Regions from separate parts of the Homo sapiens genome. Here region 2 is linked to region 1. Evidence: read pairs that join two places in POLR2A ChIA-PET (ENCODE). Cell type or tissue: A673. All regions are shown on one strand. Each heading gives the region's core, and the rest is flanking DNA. Links, peaks and the distances in the headings are about the cores only.

Region 1 (6,477 bases), core at 1-5,000:
ACATCCTGTTTCAAACAAGACTGTTAATGGTGGAGGGTGTCTTGGTTCTTGGCATCTAGAACAAAGAATTCGGCAAAATGCACAAACAAAGCAAGGAAGGAATGAAGGGTTTTATTGAAAATGAAAGTACACTCCACAGTGTGCGTCTGAGCATAGGGAGTCATAGCATAGGCCCTGTTACAGAGTTTTTGTGAGTTTAAATGCCCTCTACTAGGGGTACACCCTATGTAAATGAAGAGGATGAAGTAAAGTTACAAAGTCATTTACTCAGTGTATACCCTATGGAGAGGATTATTTCCTGTTACAGCTGAAGTGTGAATCAGCCTTATATTCCCCACCTCCAGACCCTATTTTTGTGCCTCAAGATGAGGGGAAAATAATCCATCAATCACTCAATCATGGGATTCAGCAAACATGATTGATCTTCCTGTTATGCTTAATTGGGAGGTTGTAGTTAACTTCTAGGGGGAAAGGTGATGTGATTTAAATTATATCCTTTGATATGAGACTCACTCTCAATACAAACTAGTGGAATATCCTTGGAGAATAGCAGAGACAGCCTTCAATGGTTATGCTTACATTACCTCACTTCTCATGAGAACAATAGTGAGACACTTCAAAAAGTTTGCAGCTGCTAACCCTGTATGAATTTAAAAACTAAAAATGAAATAGAAAGCCTAGAAGTCTAGTCCCCATTCCTGCAATTGTTTTCGTGACACGAAAGGGAAAGAAAAATGACCAGTAAATTAATTTTTGTTCTTCCCACGATTCTACAACAGCAATGCCCTTAAAAGCTGTGAACATCAATAGCCTGAAAAAGGCCAGCACTGGAGCTGTAGCCAGTGTTGCCTGTTTTAATTGAAATCCTTAATTAGCAACAGCCTGAGGCCCTAAGTCATCATGAGTTGCTTTTAGAGCAGGACCTGTGACTGTCCAGGCCTCCAGGGCAGCACTGAATGTCTATGTGGTTGTGATCACAAGACATAGCACTCTTTTCAGAGAGCTTTTATGAAACAGAACTTTCATAAAACATAAGATAAAAACACAGTGATCTGACACAGCACATCCCAGAAAATTGTAACATACCCAAACACATCCTTATCCCAAAGAGCTGTCTGGAATAGTCTAAGTGATTGTAGATTACAGTTTTTCTTTTGAGAAAATATTGAATGAAAAGCATATTACATTTAGAGGGTTCTCAAATATCAGTGGTGGGATATGCTATGCTGTACCTGTGTGTGTAATATATGTGATGATTTATCAAATCTCAGCAGTGGTTAAATTGCAAGTGAGGCTGTTAAAATAAACTGTGCAATTCTTGAGAAATCTACATAGGCACTTAACATACTACCAAAGAAGAAAAAGTCCTGGTAGTTTCTCTCCAGGGTGTCTCTCTCCACTAACTTGTTTAATAACAAACCTTGGGGCTGGTATAATATCTAAGTGACAGATATTATTAAGTGGATCCTTTGGGCCAGCTGCATGATTTCTTGTGATTTCAGAAGGACATCTTTCCATCCAAGGGATGTCTTCATGGACAGTTAGAAACTTACTTTGCTTTTTGACAGGAAGTGGTTTCTCATGTAGTCATTTTGGGTTTTTGTCAATTTCCAAAAAGGTGGATTAAAATAACTGCTGAAGTTGGAGGCCAAGCTCAGTGAAGTGGTCTCTTCTGGGTAATGGACTGGAAATGACCATCTGATACCACATCTATTTCCCAGAAGCCATTAGTTGTTAACAAATTTAACATAGATAAGAAGTTAGCAGTTTTTTGGAGTCAGCAGAACTGAATAGGTCATATTACTAAATATTTTAACAGCTTTATATTAGAAATAATTTGGCCGGGTGTGGTGCCTCACGCCTTTGGTCCCAGCACTTTGGGAGGCTGAGGCGGGTAGATCACTTGAGGCTGGGAGTTCAAAACCAGCCTGGGTAACACAGTGAAACCTCATCTCTACAGAAAATACAAAAATTAGGCCGGTTGCAGTGGCTCACGCCTGTAAACCCAACACCTTGGGAGGCCGAGGCTGCCAGATCGCGAGGTCAGGAGATCAAGACCATCCTGGCCAACACTGTGAAACCCTGTCTCTACTAAAATACAAAATATTAGTCAGTCGTGGTGGTGCACACGTGTAGTCCCAGCTACTTGGGAGGCTGAGGCAGGGGAATCGCCTGAACCTGGGAGGCAGAGATTGCAGTGAGCCGAGATTGTGCCACTGCATTCCAGCCTGGCTGGTGACAGAGCAAAACTCTGTCTCAAAAAAAAAAAAAAAAAAAAAAGGCAAAAATAGCCAGCATGGCGGTGTGTCCCAGCTACTCACCCGGAAGGCTGAGATGGGAGGATCACTTGAGCCTGGGAGATTGAGGCTGCAGTGAGTCGTGATTGCCCCACGTGACAGAGTGAGACCGTCTCAAAAAAAGAAAAAATTCACGTATCATAAAATTAACCTACTTGAAGTGTATAGTTTCATGTTTTTAATATATTCATAGGCCTGTGCAGCTAGCAACACAATCCACGTCTAGAACATTTGTGTCCCTTCCCTAAAAACCCTGTGCCCGTTTGTAGTCACCTCCCATTCCTGCCTTGGACTATCTCATCTTTGTAAATATTTTCCCCAAACATCTTAGTTTTTTAAACTTACTTTTATTAAGCGTAGTAAACAGTGTACAAAGTATATTGTAGTACATTGTAAACACTAGTGAGGGAACACAGGGCCATGCTACATAATTTACACAGATCATTCACTTACCAAATAGTAATGGAATGACTGTTACGTGCCAGACATTGTTCTGAGGCTTAGCATATAGCTATGAACCAAATAGACACAAACTACTGCCCCTGTAGAACACACATTCTAGTCAGGGGGGAGGGGACAGCTAATACATAAGTTAAATATAACAGCATATAATATGTTACATGGTGGCCAGGCACAGTGGCTCATGCCTGTAATCCCAGCACTTTGGGAGGCCGAGGCGGGAGGATCACTTGAGGTCAGGAGTTCGAGACCAGCCTGGCCAACATGGTGAAACCACATCTCTATAAAGATAAAAAAATTAGGCTGGGCGCAGTGGCTCACACCTGTAATCCCAGCACTTTGGGAGGCCGAGGCGGGAGGATCACGAGATCAGGAGATCGAGACCATCCTGGCTAACACGGTGAAACCCCATCTCTACTAAACAAAATACAAAAAATTAGCTGGGCGTGGTGGCGGGTGCCTGTAGTCCCAGCTACTCAGGAGGCTGAGGAGAATGGTGTGAACCCGGGAGGCGGAGCATGCAGTGAGGCGAGATCACGCCACTGCACTCCAGCCTAGGTGACAGAGCAAGATTCTGTCTCAAGAAAAAAAAAAAAAAAAAAAGGCCAGGCATGGTGCTTCAGGCTTGTAATCCCAGCACTTTGGGAGGCCAAGGCGGGCAGATCACGAGGTCAGTTCAAGACCAGCCTGACCAACGTGGCGAAAACTGTCTCTACTAAAAATACAAAAATTAGCCAGACATGGTGGCGGGCGCCTGTAATCCCAGCTACTCGGGAGGCTGAGGCAGGAGAATTGCTTGAACCTGGGAGGCGGAGGTTGCAGTGAGCCAAGATCGTGCCATTGCACTCCAGCTGGGTGACAGAGCGAGACTCTGTCTCAAAAAAAAAAAAAAAAATTACATGGTGATAAGCGCTATAGAAAAAAAATTAATTAGGGAAGGGGAGTGATGAGTGTTTTCATTATTGTGAATATATACTGGTATGAAAAATTTATTTGAAAGAAGTTATGTTGGACATTTTCAAAGAGCAATATTAAAAGAGGCTTAAGAGATGGTATTTTGGCCTGGAAATGAGAGCACTTAAATTCAGCCACCTGTGCAGCACTATGAGATCCTGGAAGGGGCAATGTGTGCAGAGAATAAAGAAGGAATTGCAAAACGGAGAAACACTTAGTGTGCACCGGAGTTCGGCTATCAGCCAAACAAGGCTGACAGTGTTTACAAGGCTGGGAGCCTTGGTGCTCCCAGCCTGAAGCTTGGCTGGACCTGGAGGGAGAGCTCCTTTAAGTGTCCCCGAAAGGCCTGAGCACAGGCTGGCTGCGATGTTCACTCTGCTCACATTCCTAGGCCAATGCTGAGTCCTTGGTCTTCCCTGGTTAATTTGAAGAGGAGCACTCTCTTAAACTCAGGAGCTCAGAAAGGAGCTGGTGAGAGAGAACCTGGGAACTTTCTGCCCCAGGCCTGGAGTCTCTGTTCTAGGCCTTATTTATTCATTCTATGATGAGTCATCACTGTTGATGGCTTCTGGGGCTCAGCAGTGAAAGAGAGACAAAGACGCTGACATGATAATTTACTGGGAGAAACACTTTCTTTTTCATTTTTTTTTTTTTTTTAAAGAGATGGGGTCTCACTATGTTGACCAGGCTGGTCTTGAACTCCTAGCCTCAGGCGATCTTTCTGCCTCAGCCTCACAAAATGCTAGAATTAACAGTTGTGAGCCACTGTGCCTGGGTCTGGAGAAACACTTTAAAAGTAATTTCAATAAAGTATGGTGACCTGCTATATAGCACAGTGGTTCGGGTCCCCGACTTAGGAGCGGGATGACGTGGCTCTGCGTTACTGCTCTGTAACTTTTAGCAACTCCATTTCTTTGTGCCTCAATTCCCTTACTTATAAAATGGGGATGATAATAATGATATCTATGCCATGGGAGAAGAACAGTGCCCTACATAGTGAATGCTAAATAACTACCATAGACGTTTTCTCTAGTTACAGAAAAGAAGGCTGAGTTTGCTTAAAAAGTGGCCTCAGGGCACTATTCACAATAGCAAAGACTTGGAACCAACCCAAATGTCCGTCAATGATAGACTGGATTAAGAAAATGTGGCACATATACACCATGGAATACTATGCAGCCAGAAAAAAAAGATGAGTTCATGTCCTTTGTAGGGACATGGATGAGGCTGGAAACCCATCATTCTGAGCAAACTATCTCAAGGACAGAAAACCAAACACCACATGTTCTCACTCATAGATGGGAATTGAACAATGAGAACACTTGGACACAGGGTGGGGAACATCACACGCCGGGGCCTGTCATGGGGTTGGGGGAGGGGAGGGGAGAGGGATAGCACTAGGAGATATACCTAATGTAAATGACGAGTTAATGGGTGCAGTACACCAACATGGCACATGTATACTTATGTAACAAACCTGCACGTTGTGCACATGTACCCTACAACTTAAAGTATAATAATAAAAATAAAAAAAATTTAAAAAGTAGCCTCAGGGAAATGAAAAATCCACACCCACTGCTACCTGTATCCCCCTGGAAGATTCCAGCACAAAGATGTGGGCCAATAAAATTTCCTAGCATTTGGCTTATCCCAGATCAGCCCACGTGCTTGGGAGTGGAGTACATTTACCTTTTTTCCCAATTCAACCTAAAGGAGAAGGTTTAGGGTGGGGGAAGTACAGAGAGGGGCTTTGAATTTCTTCACCATATAGGTCAGTATTCTCACACTGTTGGTTCCTTTTCCTGATTATTCAATAGGCTTAACAGTCAGGCTGTGAACCCACCTCCATAGGCAGGTGAGATCAGTGCAATATCAGATAAGTAGAGCCTTATGTTTCTCCTGAGAGCAATGAGATTTGGTGTTTTCCTCACCCCCACCTCTTCAGCAAATGCCCCTTTGATGCTTTCCCCAGAAGCTTCTACCATAGGACAAGGCAGGGCTTCAAGTTCTTTCCAAGGACACCCTTGATTCTAGACTAGGAACAAGCCCCCAACATCATTTCCATTTTACATTACCTTTATTTAATCTGTCCAACTTAAGCACAAGGTGAAATTAAATGACAAACGTTGGTTTATAGAATCACCCCGAATCATACAGCACTGGCAATGAAAAACAAGAGAGCCATATGAATTATCCCCCATTACCCAGCGAACCCCTTTAATCCCCAGTGAAATTAAAGAATCCTAAGTAAATGTGCTTTTATCTTGTTGCCACAGAGAAATTAAAAATCAGTAGAAAGAAGAGAAAGAGAAAGTGAGAAAGAAAAAGGAAAAAAAGGAGGAACGCAGTTTCTCTTTTCCATTTGGAAATTAAATTCCAAAGCCCTCCCTCCTCATTTGTTTGTTCGTTTGTTTTGTTTTGTTTTCTTGTTTTTTGAGACAGAGTCTCACTCTCTCACCCAGGCTGGAGTGCAGTGGCATGATCTTGGCTCACTGTAACCTCCACCTCCCGGGTTCAAGTGATTCTCCTGCCTCAGCCTCCCAAGTAGCTGGGATTATAGCTGGGGTTACAGGCACCTGCCGCCACCCCCAGCTACTTTTTGTATTTGAAATAGAGATGGGGTTTTGCCAGGTTGGCCAGGCTGGTCTCAAACTCCTGACCTCCAGTGATCCACCTGTCTTGGCCTCCCGAAGTGTTGGGATTACAGGCGTGAGCCACCATGCCCTAGCCTCATTTGTTTTTAAAATTGCACTATTATCATTCCCAT
Region 2 (6,477 bases), core at 914-5,913, 130 kb before region 1:
CAAACTGAAGGTGTTTACAAAACCATTCACTGTCAGTGACCTAGTTAATTGAAAGCAGACTCTGTTGTCTAAATCCCATGAACTTCAAAAATCCCAACAGATAAAGTATCGCTGGGGCAGACCTAATTTCTGGTATCATTAAAACCGGGTACACAGAGAATAGAGAAAGCAGCCTCTGCAGTCTAATTCAAATCCTTTGACAAACATAAGGAAAAGAGGAGCAGAGGCCGACAGGTGGGCAGTGGTGCTAGAAGAACACTCTTCCTCCTCTCTGTCCACTCTGCTTTTTTTTTTTTTTAAGGGAGAGCCGACTTTTAATGCAGATTATTGGAACCATGCAGACACAGCCTGTCCACTGTGCTCTTTAACCTCAGATGCTGTCTCAACTCCCAAATGCTTGCAAACCCCAGTGCAAAGCTTGTCAGAAAACTTAGCCATGTGCAGATAAGAATGGAGAGAAGAGCAAAGCAAGGTGCTCATCGGCCGGGCACAGTGGCTCATGCCTGTAATCCCTGCACTTTGGGAGGCCAAGGCAGGCGGATCACCTGAGGTCAGGAGTTCAAGACCAGCCTGGCCAACATGATGAAACTCCGTCTCTACTAAAAATGCAAAAAATTAGCTGGGCGCAGTGGTGGGTGCCTGTAATCCCAGCTACTTGGGAGGCTGGGCAGGAGAATCACTTGAACCCGGAGGACAGAGGTTGCAGTGAGCCAAGATCATACCACTGCACTCCAGCCCAGGCAACAGGGCAAGACTCTGTCTCAACAAAAACAACAAAAAAAAACGGCGGGGGTTGGGGGGTGGTGGCATCATCACAGGTATAAAATGAGTATGACAAATGCAGCGCTAACGCGAGCCACAAGGATGAGGGAGCACTGTGAGCTGGGGCACAACCCTAAGATTCAGAAATGAAGGGGAAGGTGAAATCTAAGACTTCTCCCCTGCAGAGACAGCCACCCTCAGCAGGGGACCTGAAGTGGTAGCAGCCAGTCCCCAAGCATCCCTGGACACCCAGGCATCCCCCATAGCAGTCGGTGGCCTTCATAGGTCCTTGCCATAGAGTACTCAAACAGAGTAGGGCACCCACGACAGCTAAATGAGTCCCTCTGACTCAATTCCTTGTCTTGAGACTACAGGGTTTTAAACCCGAAGCTGGCAATCATTTCTGAAGAACTGCATCCAATTCTACAGAGGAAAGCTTCAGTTCAGCCACGGCCATGTAGGCCCTGAAAGGAACACAGGCGGTTTTTAGGCTCAGGTCAAAGGATGCGGAGCTGAAGGAGATGGCAAGTCAAAGCTCCACCCTGACCAACTACAGAGGAAGGAAAAGTAATAAAGTGAGTCTCAAGAGAGAAACTTGGTGAGCACATAGTTGATAAAGTTGGAAATGTGTGGTTTGAGAGTCCCGAGTTTGTAATATTTTTCTTTGGGCTGGAGAACAATTATAGACGTTTGTTCTCTATATAGGCAACCGCAAGAACAACTGTCCCGTGCCCATCAGAGAGCTAATCCCAGGGGAAAATGTGTTCCTGACATTGTGCTTCAGAATTCCGACATAATTTCTTCTCAAAGGCGCTGCCAGAAGTGTTGGGTAACTCCCCAGACTGGCCTATTGCTGAAATGCTCTACATTTTTTGAAGGAATATATTTCAGCTATTTATAGCTTTCAGCTACATCATCATCGTCATCATCATTTCTCAAGCTTGCCTATGGGCTAAAAGATCATTTGTAACACTACTGCGGCTGGGCACAGTGGCTCCTGACTGTAATCCCAGCACTCTGGGAGGCTGAGGAAGGCGGATCACTTGAGATCAGGAGTTTGACACCATCCTGGTCAACATGGTGAAACCCCGCCTCTACTAAAAATACCAAAATTAGCTGGATGTGGTGGCACGGGCTTGTAATCTCAGCTACTTGGGAGTCTGAAGCATGAGAATCGCTTGAACCAGGGAGGCAGAGGTTCCAGTGAGCCAAGATCGTGCCACTGCACTCCAGCATGGGTGCCAGAGCGAGACTCCATCTCCAAAAAAAAAAAAAAAAACAAAGCAAAAACAAAAAAACACTATTGCCACTGAAGACCACAGTGTTCCAAATACTAATAAACACACCTAAAAAAAACACAGTAGGGTTGTAAACTGAGGCCTGCCTGTGCTCATTACCATAAAGTTCACAGACCAATTTGTCCCATGTTTTTGGTCCTTCCCAGCTCTCTAGTGCACCGGATGGGAAGGATCGAATAGCACCCACATTCCTTCCCCTTATCCTGCCCACAGTGTCAAACTCTGTCACCACTAGGAATAGCAGCTTTCATCCAGAGGATAACATGAAAAGTTTACGATAGTAAGAGGTGGAGAGGAAAAGAAAGCGGTAAAAGGTATCACCAACAATACACTAATCTTTGGTCAATGTTCCAAAGGAAAAGATACAAAGATTCACCGCCATCCCACACTTCCAATCAAAATCAAAACCAAAATGAACTATGCTAAATGGCAGGATGCCTCAATTATAAATGTGTGATTCTGTAAAGAGTTTATTCCCATAGTTATGGGTTCCAACTTGCCAACTGATTGAGTCCTGAGTTTTATTATTATTATTATTTTTAGATGGAGTCTAGCTCCGCCGCCCAGGCTGGAATGCAGTGGCATGATCTCGGCTTACTGAAATCTCTGCCTTCTGGGTTCAAGTGATTCTCCTACCTCAGCCTCCCAAGTAGCTGGGGCTACAGGTGCGCACCACCACACTGGGCTAATTTTTGTATTTTTAGTAGAGACTGGGTTTCACCATGTTGGCCAGGCTGGTATCAAACGACTGACCTCAGGTGATCCACCCACCTCAGCCTCCCAAAGTGCTGGGATTACAGACGTGAGCCACCATGTCTGGCCTCAGTCCTGAGTTTTATAATCTGATTTCCCCCACCTTCCTCACAATTCCTTAAAACACCTTTTCAGTTAATCTTTTAAACTACAGTGACCAGAAATAGTCCCAGAAACAATTTTTAACACTAAAAGAAATGAGACATCTCCAAATTGCTGAGAGTACCTCAAACATTGTAGGAATGTGACGATACAACAAATAAAAGTCAAATTTTTCCATCTATTAGTTAACCATCATTATGTAGCCAACACATATATGTTTATTAGAAAGTGGACCTAAAGAATCAGCCAACATGCCTAAAATAATTCATCCATCTGTAAATCGTTCCACCCACTCACCCATTCTTCCATCCCTCATACTTCCACAAGTCCATCCTTCCACCAAATATCTCCTAACACCCCCTCCCCAATCATATACCAGGCACTAGGAAAGAGTGGACGGCATGTAAAATAATTCTAGCTCTAGGCTGGGCATAGTGACTCACACCTGTAATCTCAACACTTTGGGAGTCCAAGGTGGGAGGATTACTTGAGCCTCAGAGTTCAAGACCACCCTAGGCAAGATGGTGAGACTTCATCTCTACAACATTTTTTTTAATTAAAAAATTACTCAAGACCAGCCTGACAAACATGGAGAAACCCCATCTCTACTAAAAATACAAAATTAGCTGGGTGTGGTGGTGCATGCCTGTAATCCCAGCTACTCAGGAGGCTGAGGCAGGAGAACTACTTGAACCCAGGAGGGAGAGGTTGTGGTGAGCCGAAATTGCGCCACTGCACTCCAGCCTGAACAACAAGAGCGAGACTCCGTCTCAAAAGGAAAAAAAAAATAGCCAGAGATACTCCCATAGTTGGGAGGCTAAGGCAGGAGGATCCCTTGAGCCCAGATGTTCGAGGATACAGTGAGCTCTGATCGTGCTACTGCACTCCAGCCTGAACAAGATAAGCCAAGACCCCCATCTCTTAAAAAAAAAAAGTAAAATTTGAATTAAATAAAATAGTTCTGGCTCTAAAAAGCACAGAGGTAAACTATGCCCACTCTAATGCCCTTCCTATCTGTTCTCTCTGTTCCATAGGGAATAATTACATAATATAAACAATAGGCCAGGCCAGGCAATGGTGACTCATGCCTGGAATCCCAGCACTTTTGAGAGGCTGAGGTGGGAGGATCGTTTGAGCTCAGAAGTTTGAGACTAGCCTGGGCAATATGGCAAAACCCTGTTTCTGCAAAAAACATAAAAATTAGCTGGGCATGGTGGCACATGCCTGTAGTCCCAACTACTCAGCAGGCTGAGGTGGGAGGATGGCTTAAGCCCAAGAGGCGGAGGTTGCAGTGAGGTGTGATTGTGCCTCTGCACTCCAGCCTGGGTGACAGGGCAAGACCCTGCCTCAAAATTTAAAAAAATTTAAAAAAAAAAAAAAAAAATCAGCCTGGCCAACATGGTGAAACCCCATCTCTATTAAAAATACAAAAATTAGCTAAGCATGGTGGTGGGTGCCTGTAATCCCAGGCAGTCGGGAGGCTGAGGCAGGAGAATTGCTTGAACCCAGGAGGCGGAGGTTGCGGTGAGCCGAGATCACGCCACTATACTCCAGCCTGGGCAACACAGCAAGACTCCATCAAGAAAGACAGAAAGACTGACAGAAAGAAGGAAGGAAAGGAAAGGAAAGAAGGAAGGGGAAGGGAAGAAAAGAAAGAAGGAAGGAAGGAAGGAAGGAAGGAAGGAAGGAAGGAAGGAAGGAAGGAAGGAAGGGCGGACGAAAGGAAGGAAAGGAAGGAAAGAAAGAAAGAAAACAGCAGAACAAGCCAAGAAAGACAAGTAAGTAAATGGAGCTAGGAGACACAGATTTTATAAAATGTATAAAACTGTCCCACTAAGAACTCTCAAAAACTAGTGGGAAATCCTGTTTTTAAAGCACACAAAACAAAACAGCTGGTTTAAGAACTGCATTCCACTCCTCTTGGTGGAAGCAGTAGGAGGTACAGGACAGAAAGGGCAATAAAAGACCAGCACAAGATGTTTGCACTCTGCGTGAAATCTGATACCAGACATCCTTACCTCCCATTTCCCAGTTTATTGTCCTTTCCTCCTCTTGATAAGAATCATTTTTGTGGGGAGAGGGGGAGAGAAATGCCTACAAATAAACAAACTGATAAGATTTTCTTAATGGAATCCCAGTTGTGTTCTGGCTACCATCTGTTTTCAGAAAAAATACACAAGTATGCTCAGAACAGGAGTTTGTTGTTACTTCATAAAAATGAACGACCCAAGAACACAGTGGGAAGAAAATAAACTTAAAACAGCCATTTGTCATTTCTGTTTCATACATATTAATTAATTCCTTTGCAGATTTCTATCACATATCGAAAACAAATTTTTTTTCACAAAATCATACTTCCTGGATTAAAAGGTACATAAAAGATAACCTAGTCCAATCAAAATGACACATAATGTGTTGGCAAGAATGTGGAGAAACTAGAACCCTCGTGCACTGCTGCTAAGAATGTGAAATGATGCAGCTGCTGTGGAAAACAGTTTGGCAGTTCCTCAAAAAGTAAAATATAGAGTTAACCATATGACCCAGAAATTCCACTGCTAGGTAAATACCCCAGAGACGTGAAAACATATGTCCACACGAAAACTTGTACACAAATGTTCATAGCAGCATTATGTGCAATAGCCTGAAAGCAGAAACAACCCTCATGTTCATCAACTAGTGAATGGATTTTTTTTTAATGTGGTCTATTCATACAATGGAATATTATTCAACTATAAGGTTGACGTGGTGGCTCACGCTTGTAATCCCAGAACTTTGGGAGGCCGGGGCAGGCAGATCACCTGAGGTCAGGAGTTCGAGACCAGCCTGGCCAACACGGAGAAACCCTATCTCCACTAAAAATACAAAAATTAGCCAGGTGTGGTGGCACATGCCTGTAACCCCAGCTACTCTGGAGGCTGAGACAGGAGAATCACTTGAACCCGAGAAGCAGAGGTTGCAGGGAGCCAAGATCATGCCACTGCATTCCAGCCTGGGCGGCAGAGCAAGACTCTGTCTCAAAAAATAAAATAAAATAAAAATGAACAGAGAACTGATACATGCTATAACATGGATGAGCCTAGAAAACACTATGCTAAGTAGAAGAAGGCAGTCACAAAGGACCACATGTTGTATGACTCCATTTATATGAAGAAGTTAAATCCATAGAGACAGAAAGTTGGTCAGGCACGGTGGCTCACATCTGTAATCCCAGTACTTTGGGAGGCCGATACAGGCGGATCACATGAGGTCAGGTGTTAGAGACCGGCCTGACTAACGTGGTGAAACCCAGTCTCCACTAAAACATAACATTAGAAAATTAGCCAGGCGCGGTAGCAGGTGCCTGTAATCCCAGCTACTTGAGGCTGAGGCAGGAGAATTGCTTGAACTCTTGAACTCAGGAGGCAGAGGTTGCAGGAAGTCAAGATTGTGCCATTGCACTCCAGCCTGGATGACAGAGTGAGACTCCGTCTTGAAAGAGAGAGAAAAGGAGAAGAGAAAAGGAAGGAAGGAAGGAAGGAAGGAAGGAAGGAAGGAAGGAAGGAAGGAAGGAAGGAAGGAGAGA

Evidence for each region. ChIA-PET counts read pairs that join two places held together with the same protein. Peaks named below come from ENCODE experiments on the same cell type or tissue, not always from the same donor. Only the 100,000 strongest peaks of a DNase experiment are listed, where the experiment ranks them.
Region 2: POLR2A ChIA-PET joins it to region 1 with 14 read pairs; 3 of 35 experiments call an interaction of 5 or more read pairs at or near these places.

The regions. Positions count from the first base shown.
Region 1 is chr5:17,020,818-17,027,294 of GRCh38, forward strand. No RefSeq gene overlaps it. Among named protein-coding and RNA genes, the nearest start is that of MYO10, 88 kb to the left of the region's middle. In A673, for the core only: no CTCF peak of the experiment used is centred there; a DNase peak (open chromatin) is centred at 4,264; H3K27ac peaks cover 1,257 bases.
Region 2 is chr5:16,884,909-16,891,385 of GRCh38, forward strand. All of the region lies in intron 1 of MYO10 (myosin X), which reads right to left. Among named protein-coding and RNA genes, the nearest start is that of MYO10, 48 kb to the right of the region's middle. In A673, for the core only: no CTCF peak of the experiment used is centred there; DNase peaks (open chromatin) are centred at 4,003, 4,853 and 5,303; H3K4me3 peaks cover 659 bases; H3K27ac peaks cover 4,225 bases.